Regions from separate parts of the Homo sapiens genome. Here region 2 is linked to region 1. A link is a loop called in an ENCODE intact Hi-C map of the cell type or tissue named here. Cell type or tissue: B cell. All regions are shown on one strand. Links, peaks and the distances in the headings refer to the core of each region. The heading gives the core; the rest is flanking DNA.

The links. Peaks named below come from ENCODE experiments on the same cell type or tissue, not always from the same donor. Only the 100,000 strongest peaks of a DNase experiment are listed, where the experiment ranks them.
Region 2: it touches region 1 in a loop (4-fold over the local background); 1 of 110 quality-filtered maps calls a loop at or near these places.

What each region holds. Positions count from the first base shown.
Region 1 is chr1:59,004,457-59,010,964 of GRCh38, forward strand. No RefSeq gene overlaps it. Among named protein-coding and RNA genes, the nearest start is that of LINC01358, 13 kb to the right of the region's middle. RefSeq lists enhancers at 968-1,167, 3,372-3,481, 3,752-3,801, 3,822-3,871, 3,912-3,981. In B cell, for the core only: no CTCF peak of the experiment used is centred there; DNase peaks (open chromatin) are centred at 1,164 and 3,545; H3K4me3 peaks cover 2,362 bases; H3K27ac peaks cover 4,752 bases.
Region 2 is chr1:59,269,841-59,274,840 of GRCh38, forward strand. No RefSeq gene overlaps it. Among named protein-coding and RNA genes, the nearest start is that of FGGY-DT, 24 kb to the right of the region's middle. RefSeq lists an enhancer at 2,795-2,904. In B cell, for the core only: no CTCF peak of the experiment used is centred there; a DNase peak (open chromatin) is centred at 2,891.

The DNA.
Region 1 (6,508 bases), core at 583-5,582:
GCCTTACTGGTGGAAATGTGACATGGTGCAATTACAGAACAAAACAGTATGGTAGTTTATCAAAAAATATTGGATTACCATATGATTCAACAATACTACTTCTGGGTGTATACCCCAAAGAAATGAGAGTAGGGACTTGAACAGATATTTGTACACCCACATTCATAGAAGTATTATTTATAATGGAAAAAAGGTGGAAGCTACTCAAGTGTCCATTAACAGATGAATGGATAAACAAAATGTGGCCTATACATACAATGAAATATTATTCAGCCTTAAAAACGAAGGAAATTCTGAGATATGTCACCGCATGGATGAACCTTGAGGACATCATATTAAGTAAAATAAGCCAGTTACAAAGGGGGCAAATACTGTATAATTCCACTCCTATGAGGAGCCTAGAGTAGTCAAGTTCATAGAAACAGGAAGCAGAATGGTGGTTGTGAGGAGCTGGGGAAAAGGAGAAATGGAGAGTTATTGTTTAATGAGTATGGAGTTTCAGTTTTGGAAGATGAAGAATGTTCTGGGGATGGATGGTGATGATGGTTGCACAACAGTGTGAATGAACTTAACTCCACTGAATTGCACACCTAAATATGGTTAACATAGTAAGTTTTATGTCCATTTTTCAACAATTAAAAGTAAAAATTTAAAATTTAACAAAAACGTTTAATTGTCTGTTAAATAAAAGAGCTAATGAATGAATGAGGAGAAGGATAGAGCCAAGAGGATGCCTAAGGCAAGAAACTTCCAAGCAAGGAAATAGCAAGTGTGTTTGCTCAGCCAAAACCAGCTAAGGGGTTTGCTCACCTGCTGTAGGTAAGAGAGGGGGATGGCAGAGGAAATGAGGGCTGAGGTGTTGCCAGGGGGCAGATCATGCAGGGCTGTACAGGATTTTGCCTTTTATCTTAACTGAATATGATGGGATGTGATGGGAGGAAACAGGTAAGAGAGTAAATGAGTCAATGGAAGTGAGGAAGGAGTACTAGAAGTCCAGAAGTGTGTCCAGATGCTGAGGGCCTAGAGCAGAGGTTCTGTGTCCTCCACTCCCCAAGCACACACCTGCTCTCAGGACTGAGTTGACCCCTGGAACATCCCAGAACCCTGGATTATCTGATCAGACCCCTCCACCCTGGCATGTCCTAAGGATGATTTTGCCTGAACAGGGGAACATGTGTGTCTTCCCCAGTGATGGCTGGGGCTCTGGCACAAATGCAGATCATTACTCTTGGTTTCTAATGTGGGAGGAGGAAGTGTGAAGGGTGGAGGAGGTGTTTCTTTTATCACACAATTAGATTAGAAACTGGCTGGCTGCTCAGGGCAGGGTTCCACCCAAACTAGGCCTACAGGAGAGTTGTCCTGCTGGGTGGCCCCATCTCAGTCTTCAGGGGCTTAATGTTTTTAGACCTGACTTCTTCACTGTTCAAATTCTTGAGAAAAGGCATATAGTGTGGTTCACATGAAAACTCAAACCAGATTCCAAAAACTCACTTTGAGTCCTCATATCATTCATGTATTCATTTATTAATTCATTCACTCATTCAACATTTACTGAGCACCTACTATGTGTCAAACACTATGCCAGGCATTGGGAATACACACATAGACTCTAACCTTGAGTTGCTCACAGAATCAATGGTGGAATAAAATAAACCTTGAATTATACTACAGTGAGTTAAGTACTATGACAAAACGGTAATAAAAAAATAAAACTAAGTTAGCCAATATTTATTCTTACTACATACTTACTATATGCCAGGCATTGCTTTAATTGATTTGTATATATGGACTTATTTTTTCCCTAGGCAAACCCTATGTGGTGGGCACTATTATCAGCCCACTTTATAGATGACGATAATGACTCACCAAGAGTATTAAGTGGCAAGCACACAATGCAGCTAGAAACTAGGGCAACCAGGAATAGCCCTGCTTATAACTCTCTGCTGCTTCTAGAGGTATGGGAACACAGAGAAGGACTGGCTAGGTATGTTTCACAGAGAAGGTGATGACTGGACTGATTGTTGCAGGATGAGAAGTTGGCCAATCAGAGGAAGATGGGGGCAGAGGATTGGTGAGGATTTTCACCCGTCGAAAGTTTCAAACAGAACTGTAAGTGGAAAGCAGGGAAGCATGACAGGGCATGTGCATTCCAGAGAATGTAAGAAGGGGAGAAGCAGGAGATGAGCTGGGAGAGAGGGCCTGGGCCGGGATGCCTGGTGAGAAGGGAGCTCATTTCTTTAGGCACTAGAGTCCAATGTGCTTTTTTACACCTGAAGTGATGTGATCACAGTCAGCACTTTAGGATTTTTGCAGGAGATTTATTCATGGTTTGGGTGGACTAATACTAGCCAATATGTGAATCACAATAAATTCTCTCTGACCTGGTGATTCTCCATTTGTACCCCCTTCCCAACCAGATCTGTTCTCTGGTCTGCACTGTGCCATCTGCACTGTGCCATAGAGAGGTTAATGCCCCTGATTGCCTCGGGGGACTCCTTTGCCTCCTATCTTCCAGTTGGGTTTAGCCAGTGGTAGGCATCGGCAAGAGATTAAAGGGTGGGAGGAGAAAGAGGTTGGGAATTTCCTCCAGCTCTTTCCCTGCTTCTGTGCCAGGGTCTGCCAGTGGCCGGGTTCCTCTGCAACCGTAGTTCCTGCCAGCAGCCCCTCCTCCATGGCTTCAGCAACATCTCACCCTCTTCCTGTCCTTGCAGATTCAGGGTAGCAATGGTTCCCTGGTGTTGCAAGTCTCTGAGTGCTTCAGCATCTCTCATTGGTTTCCTTAGCTCTGTCCCTATCCCTATAAATTGTTGTCCCTTCATCAAATCCCACTTCCAAGTCCGCGCTGCATGAGCCTTCTTTTTCTTGATCATAACTAGTCATGCTGAGAACTTACCCGATACCAATTACCATTTATTGAGTACCTACTGTGTACTTGGGGCTTCAAATGCATTTTTTTTTCCATTTAATTTTCACCACAGCTCCATGAGTTATGGACCATTTATATCCATTTCAGGAATCCCAAAAACAAGGCAGGCATACATTTAACATAGATGTTAAGTAACTTGCCCAAAATTATATAAGCCTTTTGTCCAGAGTTACACAGTTAGTCAGGAGCAAAGTTAAAATTCACACCCAGGTCTCTGGACTCTAAAACTCATCCTCTTTCTGTTGCTCTGCGGTCACTGAGTCAATTCTTATAAATGCTTAATTTGTCAGACTCTGGAAAACCAGTAACGGTAGCAGTAGTAAAATCTCTAGAGGAAGAGGGGATAGGGTATTCCGTGGAGGCTATAGGTCTTCTTGAGGAATGGTGGATCTTTAAGTAAAAGTTCCAGAACTTTGCCATTCCTGCATTGGTGGAAAACGCAATGGCAGGTGATTCACCAAAATATCCCTTGCTTCACAATGTGCAGTTCCTCTGTGGAGGGGAACTTAGCCCTTACTGAGTTCAGAAAGAAGAAGAAACTCATCCATCCAAGACCCACAGCAGAAAGCATAAGGGTTTATTTATAGAGAAGAATTTTATTATTTTTAAAAATCACTTGTGGGCTTCTGCACCAAAGCGTAGGAAAAAGCATGTGTTGGTTGCCAAGGGTCAAGGGAAACCACCTTGTTTTCTTGACAGCGCTGTGGCTGAAACAGCCCTTCCCAAAAACAATACGTTGGGGGAAGAAAGGCAAAACCAGTGGGAGGCCTGAAAATGCTGTGGTTTGCTTTTTATTTTATTTTTTTCCAGTGTCTTTGGGGCTGAAAAAGGCAGTGGAATGAATTCCACAACTAGTTTAAAATGCAGTGCCTCTTGCACTGGGAGCTCCGGGGGCTGCCCTCACATGACTCATGCCTTCCCCAACTCACCTCAGACCTCTCGTCCAGGCCCATCTGTCAAGGATAATAACAACAACACAGAAGTGATGCTGCCTTCACCTCCACCGTAGACTGCAGCGGCTCTTTCTGTTTCCTAAAACTCTTTCATAGTCTAACAAAAATGGCTGCCTTTCTCCTAAGTGCCAGGCTCCTTACTCTTAGGATTTTATCTCATCTGAACCACAACCTTTTGGAGACATCATTGTTATGCTCATTTGACAGATGAAGGAAGCCAGGCTCAGATGATTAAATACCATGCCCCAAATCACACAGCAAGGAGACAAGCTGAGATGTGAAGTCGGTGGTCTTATGCTTCAGAACAGTTCTGGGAATTCGCATTGTCTTCTCATTTTCCGAGGAGGAAACCAAAGTAGAGAGGTGGAGAGGATACTACAGACCAGGGCTCAGGGTGGCCCAGGCAGTGCTATCTCCAGGCACATGGTTCTGTCTCCTGAGGCTGTGACTCATGACGGTGCCAGACCATCAGCTAGACAAACCGCCACCCACTGGGCCACTCCAGCCAATTGCAAACCTTTGGCTTCAGAACCAAACATGTGTCCACATTGGCTCGGATATATCCACAGCCTTGCCTTGTAATGCCATCGGGCCCTCTGTATATTTTAAAAGCAGATGCCTCAGACCTCCAAAAGGCCAAGGGTTGCTTCTCGAATCTGACCTAAAAGGGCCTAACCTCAAGGACAGATCTGAATTCACCTGACATACAGCCCCAGGAGGAATCACAGAGAAAATGCTCTTACCTGGAACACCTCTACACAGACTGTTGCTGTCCTGCATGCTGCTTGCATTGAACTATGTCATTCACCAGCTGTGTGTCCCCAGACAAGGTACTGAACCTCTCTGAGCCTCACTTTCTTCAGAGGACCAGTTTAAGTTTTCACAGTCAGGAATTCATTCCTTCTAAAAACCTGTGCTAAGGAGACATGGCAAGGTGTTCTGGGCCTACAGAGACATGGGCAGAACTGGGGCAGAAGAGCAAAATGGATACTAAAGCTCTAAACCTGCCCACCAAGGTTCATAGTTTATTTTAAATTGGGGCTGTTTTGTGCCATTGCAAAGGAGGGTGAATATGCTTACAGTTATAAAATTCTGCTCTTCTTTCACAGAATTTCAGAGTAGATGGGTTGGTACAAGCTATCTTGTCTGACCACCTCCACATGGTATAGAGATTAAGGCCAGGAAAGGGAAGCCCTGGCTTGACACCTCACAAGGGCTTGAACCCAGACACAGTGCTCTTTCCAATGAGGGTCACTGCCAATCTAAAGAATTCTCTCATCTGCATATTGGACTAGGAACCTCTAACTCATAGCACTTTTCTGAGGATAATAAGAAAAAAGGGATAGGAAAATGTTTTGTACACAAATGCAGTACATGTCTGACAAGAGGTATTATTAATTTCAAATAGTCATGTGATGCTTCTTCAGTGACGCTGAAGAAGGGACCTGTGGCAGGGCTTCTAGGAGGTATGGCTCAACAAGTGTGCTTTAATTTGTCTTTAGTCAGTATACTGACATTATTTAGAAAGTTTAATCAACGTTGAAGGTAGAGAATATCTGATTTGTTTGTCAAAATGAGTGCCTGCATGTTGAAAGTTATGGTTTACCAAGAGTCCCCAACCTGTATGTCTATAGGAACCTGGAGATTAAAGCCTGAAAGTGAGTGGTAAGAATTAAAATCTACCTCCTTCATTATGTTGATGGCTATTTTTTTTTTTTTTGAGACGGAGTTTTGCTCTTGTTGCCCAGGCTGGAGTGCAGTGGCGCAATCTCGGCTCACTGCAACCTCTGCCTCCTGGGTTCAAGCAATTCTCCTGCCTCAGCTTCCCGAGTAGCTGGGATTATAGGCATGTGCCACCACGCCTGGCTAATTTTGTGTTTTTAGTAGAGACATGGTTTCTCCATGTTGGTCAGGCTGATCTTGAACTCCCAACCTCAGGTGATCCCCCCACTTTGGCCTCCCACAGTGTTGGGATTACAGGTGTGACCCACCGTGCCCAGGCGGCTATTTTTTTTTTTTTTTAACTGCAGGGATGGGCTTCATATTTTCTTTAAACCTTGGGTGAGCCCATCCAAAAATGTATCTTCAAGTCTGATCTAGCCTGTGGGCCACCTCTACTATTGTAGGTGTTCATATTGTGTAGTTTCTTTCCTCTGCACTATTGGCATCTTCTTCCCTTTGTCCAATGGACACCATGACCATGTTACCATGACTTAGCCCTGAGACCAGGGTGGCAGGCCAAAGATGTTGGAAGGCAGAAAGAACACACACCCATCTGGTGGCTTAAGGTTGGATCTCAACTCTGCCTGCCATCTACTAGCTGAGCAAGGGACATAAACTCTCTGATCAAGCCTCGGTTTCATTTGTAAACATATATATATATACCCACCACCCAAGGTTGTGGTAAGGAATAAAAGAGATGATAGGTATGAAAGGTTCAGCCCATAGAAGATGTTCAAATATGGTAGCTTCCTTCTACTTATTACAAATCCTACCTACTATTCAAAACTCGATACACGCTGCAGCCTCTCCAGCCTTCTCTGACCTCCTCAGCTGATGGGGCACTTTCTCTTCTGAATTGCATTTGTCCTTCATGGCTTGTGAATTAGTAAACAATCCTTGGCATTAC
Region 2 (5,000 bases), core at 1-5,000, 260 kb after region 1:
ATAACTCAAAGATGAGTTTTCCTTCTCTCTGCAAAGTTTAAAGTGGTTTCCCATTTGATGGTTTTGAAACACACTCCAAAAATTCTTTGACACCCTCCCCAGAAAGAGGCAAGGTCTATGTCCCCTACCCTTAATTCTGTTTTAACCAATGAGGTACAGCAGAAGGAATGTATGTGATTTTCCAAACTTGGTCAGTAAAGGCCATGTAGGTCTACCTGATTTTCTTAGGATTCTTCCCCTGGGGGAAGCCAGATACCCCCTAAGAGGTCTGACTCCCTGAGATCCCCATGTTATACCGGGTATGTGCAGGGTCTCCTGTTGATAGCCTCAGCTGAGCTCCCAGCCGGGAGCCAGCATCAACTACTGCCATGTGAATGAGCCATCTTGGGCATCCAGCCCAATCAGCCTTTAGATGGTTATAACCTCAGCAGGTATCTGACTGCAATCTAGGAGAGACCCAAAGCAAAAACTTCATAGTAAGCCCTTCCCAAAGTCTAACCTACAACACTAAGTAAGTTAAATGGTTACTGCTTTACATTTCTAGTTTTAGGTAATTCATTATGCAACATTATAACTGAAACACCCTTATTTAGGCATGAAAAAATTAGGACTGCCAACATATATATAGTTTTTTAATTATAGAGAAAAATAAAGTGAACACATGTCCAAGATCAATCTAATTCATGAATGAAAAAGCACATTTGTAAAGATCATCTACAAAAACGTGTGAGACACTGGTGTTTATATGCACTGAAGAAGGAATGCTGGATGTGTCTTTATAATAGAAAAATTCATGTTCCTTTGGGTATACACCAAGTAATAGGATTGCTAGGTTGAATGGTATCTATATTTAGGTCTTTGAGGAGTTGCCATACTGTCTTCCACAATGGTTGAACTAATTTACACTCCCACCAACAGTGTATAAGTGTTCCTTTTTCTCCACAAACTTGCTAGCATGTTATTTTTTGACTTTTTAATAATAGCCATTTTTATGGGTATGAGATGGTATCCCATTGTGGTTTTGATTTGTATTTCTCTAATGATAAGTGATGTTGAGCTTTTTTCCATATGATTGTTGGCCACATGTATGGCATGTCTTCTTTTGAAAAGTGTCTGTTCATGTCCTTTGCCCACTTTTTAATAGGGTTGTTTGGGATCTTTTTCTTGTAAATTTGTTTAAGGTTTTTATAGATGCTGGATATTAGACTTTTGTCAGATGCATAGTTTGCAAACATTTTCTCCTATTCAGTAGGCTGTCTGTTCACTCTGTTGATAGTTTCCTTTGCTGTACAAAAGCCCTTTAGTTTAATAGATCCTACTTGTCACACATGTATGCATATGTTCACTATAGCACTATTCACAATGGCAAAGACATGGAGTCAACTTAAATGACCATCAATGGTAGACTGAATAAAGAAAATATAGTACATATACACCATGGAATCCTATGCAGCCATAAAAAAGGAGATAATGTCCTTTGCAGGAACATGGGTGGAGCTGGAAGCTGTTATTCTTAGCAAACTAACACAGGTACAGAAAACCAAACATTGCATGTTCTCATTTATAAGTGGGCTCTAAATGATGAGAACACATGGGCACATAGAGGGGAACAACACACACTAGGACCTATCAGAGGGTAAAGGGTGGGAGGAGGGAGAGGATCAGGAAAAATAACTAATGGATACTGGGTTTAATATCTGGGTGATGAAATAATCAGATAATAAACCCCCATGACTCAAGTTTACATATATAACAAACCTGCACATGTATCTCTGAACTTAAAATAAAAGTAAAAAAAAAAGTTGGAATAAAATTGCTGGGTTAAACACAAAACTTGTCAATGTCCTACAGGGAAATAAAATCTTAATCTTTGCAGTTACTTTCTTCCAAATAAAATTATTTGCACATGTGCTGGAAAAAATCTATAAGTTATGTTTCTTCACAGACTCTGGACCTTAAACAACAGAAAACACTGAGTCAAACAATAGTGCACTTCCACAGAGAATTAAATAATCCTTGGGTATGGCTATTACACAATGCACTCCAATGTAATATTGAAAGAACACACAGCTAACAATTTGTCTAAGTTTTTAATATTTTTAATAGGATCTACACTAGATCTCACCTTTTCATAAAGGTCTTTTAAAGGTTGAAAACAACCCAGGTATAAGTGGTGAAGCAGTGGAGATTCAATCTCCGTGACAGACAGTGAGAAAGATTTTTAAGGGAGGAGTCTATCCTAGCACCTTCAAATGACATCATGACATCACCCGTCTCCTCCTTGTATTGTGACTGTCATTTAGCAAAATTTGTGGTTTTCAAATATTTTGGGGGTTAGAGAACCAACTGGGTATCTTTCCACTGGAAATAATGGGACTCTTAATAGTGAAGAAGACTGTGTTTGGGAAATGTCCTGAGAATTGGATTTTCAGATTCCATCACAGAGTGATGTATTTAATCTAAGCAGGAAATATTTGCATGGAAAAGCAGAGCATGCACAGGACTAGAAATCCCTTTTTCAAGCTACCACTTAGTAGCTGAATCACTTCATCTCCCTAAAAGCTGGTTTCCTGAGCTGCGAAATGGGGCCAATAGTACTTTTCTTACTCAGAGAGAGCTTTGGAAATGGGACAGCTCTGTTCACAAGTAAAGGATTACTATTATTACCTATGTGAAAACACAAATGGTAGAAAAGGAAAAAATTCATTCAAGCAGCTTGCTGTGTCAATGCAGCCCCGCCCAACTGGCTAGACCAAAAATTTTTAGTGTAACTGACTACTACCCATGGAATTGCCTGAGTGAACATGTTGTTTTGACATCTACTGACAGGGGTAGCTCCAGAAATCCCCTCTTTACCCCAGCAATGACTCATAAAAAGGGCTCAGAAAAAAAACAAGAATGAGCTGGGGAAGTCTCCTGAGGCTTTAGCAGACTGGGTCAAAAATTGAGCCTCCAGGAAGGAAGGAAGTGCTAAGGCAGGCTTTGGATTTGCACAGAAGTGAACTGAAACATTGGCTCTGCCACTGTGTGGCCCTGTGATCAGGAAAGTGCCATACTCTCTCTGAGTTTAGTGTCCCCATCCAAAAAAATGAAGAAAATAAAACTCATTTCAGTGAATTGATGGGAAATTTGAAATGGTGACAGAAAAATATCAGAGATTTCTTCATACGGTAGGTAATTAAGGAAAAACCCAAATTCCCATCGGTGGCAGAATGAATAAATGCATGTTGGTATATTCACATAAGAGAATATAATCAGCAGTAAAAGAAATAAAGTTCAGCTCTATGTGCCAGAGTAACTGAATCTTTACAATGTAATAATAAATATACATGTCTGAATTATGCATCCAACAAAGGAGTAACATCCAGAGTCTACAAGGAACTCAAACAAATTAGCAAGAAAAACAAACAAACAAAAAACAGCAAAAAAAACAAATAATCCCATTGAAAAGTGGGCAAAGGACAAGAATGGACATTTCTCAAAAGAAGATATACAAATGGCCAAGAAACATGAAAAAATGCTCAACATCACTGATCATCAGGGAAATGCAAATTAAAACTGTAATGAAATACTGCCTTATCTCAGCCAGAGTGACCATTAAAAAGTCAAAAAACACTAGATGTTCTAATGCCATCTGTCCCCCCTCCCCCTACCTAATGTAAATGACGAGTTAATGGGTGCAGCACACCAACATGGCACATGTATACATATGTAACAAACCTGCACGTTGTGCACATGTACCCTAGAACTTAAAGTATTATATATATATATATGTATATACACACACAAAAAAACACTAGATGTTGGTGTGGCTGTGATGAAAAGGGAATGCTTATACATTGCTGATGGGAATGTAAATTAGTACAACCTCTATGAAAAACAGGATGGAAATTTCTCAAAGAACTAAAAGTAGATCTACCATTTGATCCAGCGATCCCACTACTGGGTATCTACCCAAAAGAAAAGAAGTCAATATATCAAAAAGTCACCTGTAAATGTATGTTTATTGCAGTATAATTCACAATTGCAAAGATGTGGAATCAACTTAACTGCCCATCAACTGAAGAGTGGATTAAAAAAATGTGGTATATATATATATATATATATATATATATATATATATATATATATATATATGGAATACTACCCAGCCATAATAAAGAACTAAATAATGTATTTTACAAACTGGAGGCCATTATTCTAAGTGAAGTAACTCAGGAATTGAAGACCAAATGCCTCATGTTCTCACTTATATGTGGGAGCTAAGCTATGGGCACGTAAAGGCAGACAGAGTGATACAATGGACATTAGAGACTCAGAAGGCAGGGGGATTGGGGAGGTATAAAAAATTACTTATTGGGTGCAATGTACACTACTTGGGTGATGGATACATTAAAATCCTAGACTTCACCACTGTACAATCCGTCAGTGTAACCAAAAACCACTTGTACCCCTAAAGCAATTGAAATTTTAAAAATTTAAATAAAAATAAATAGTATATATATTATATATGTGTCTGTGTATATATACACAAGCATATATACTTAGTATATGTATATGGTCTATGTAATAGTATGTCTGTATAAATGGTATATTAAAATAAGGAGATAGACATAACAGGAGTTAGGAGAGTTAGAAAAGGGGTTAATTTGAATGGGAAGACAGAGAGGATGGAAGAAAAGGAACACGTGGGAAAGTATAAGTAGGTGCCAATGTTCTAGTTTTAATGTTTGGTGGCAGGTTCATCAAATACAATATTTATGTTATTATTAATAAAATAAAAGGTGCACATAATGAGAGTATATCATGAACTAAAAGTTGCAATTAATTAAATTCTGGTGCAATAACAACACAGAACAGTCATGCTAAAAATACTGTTGTTTCCTTTCTGCGTTTCTTCTCCTAGAATTTTTTTTTTAAAGGAAAAGTACTTTTTAAAATGTAGTTCATTTTCTCCACACTGTATCCACAGTCTTTTGTCCCATAAGTCTTTAATTAAA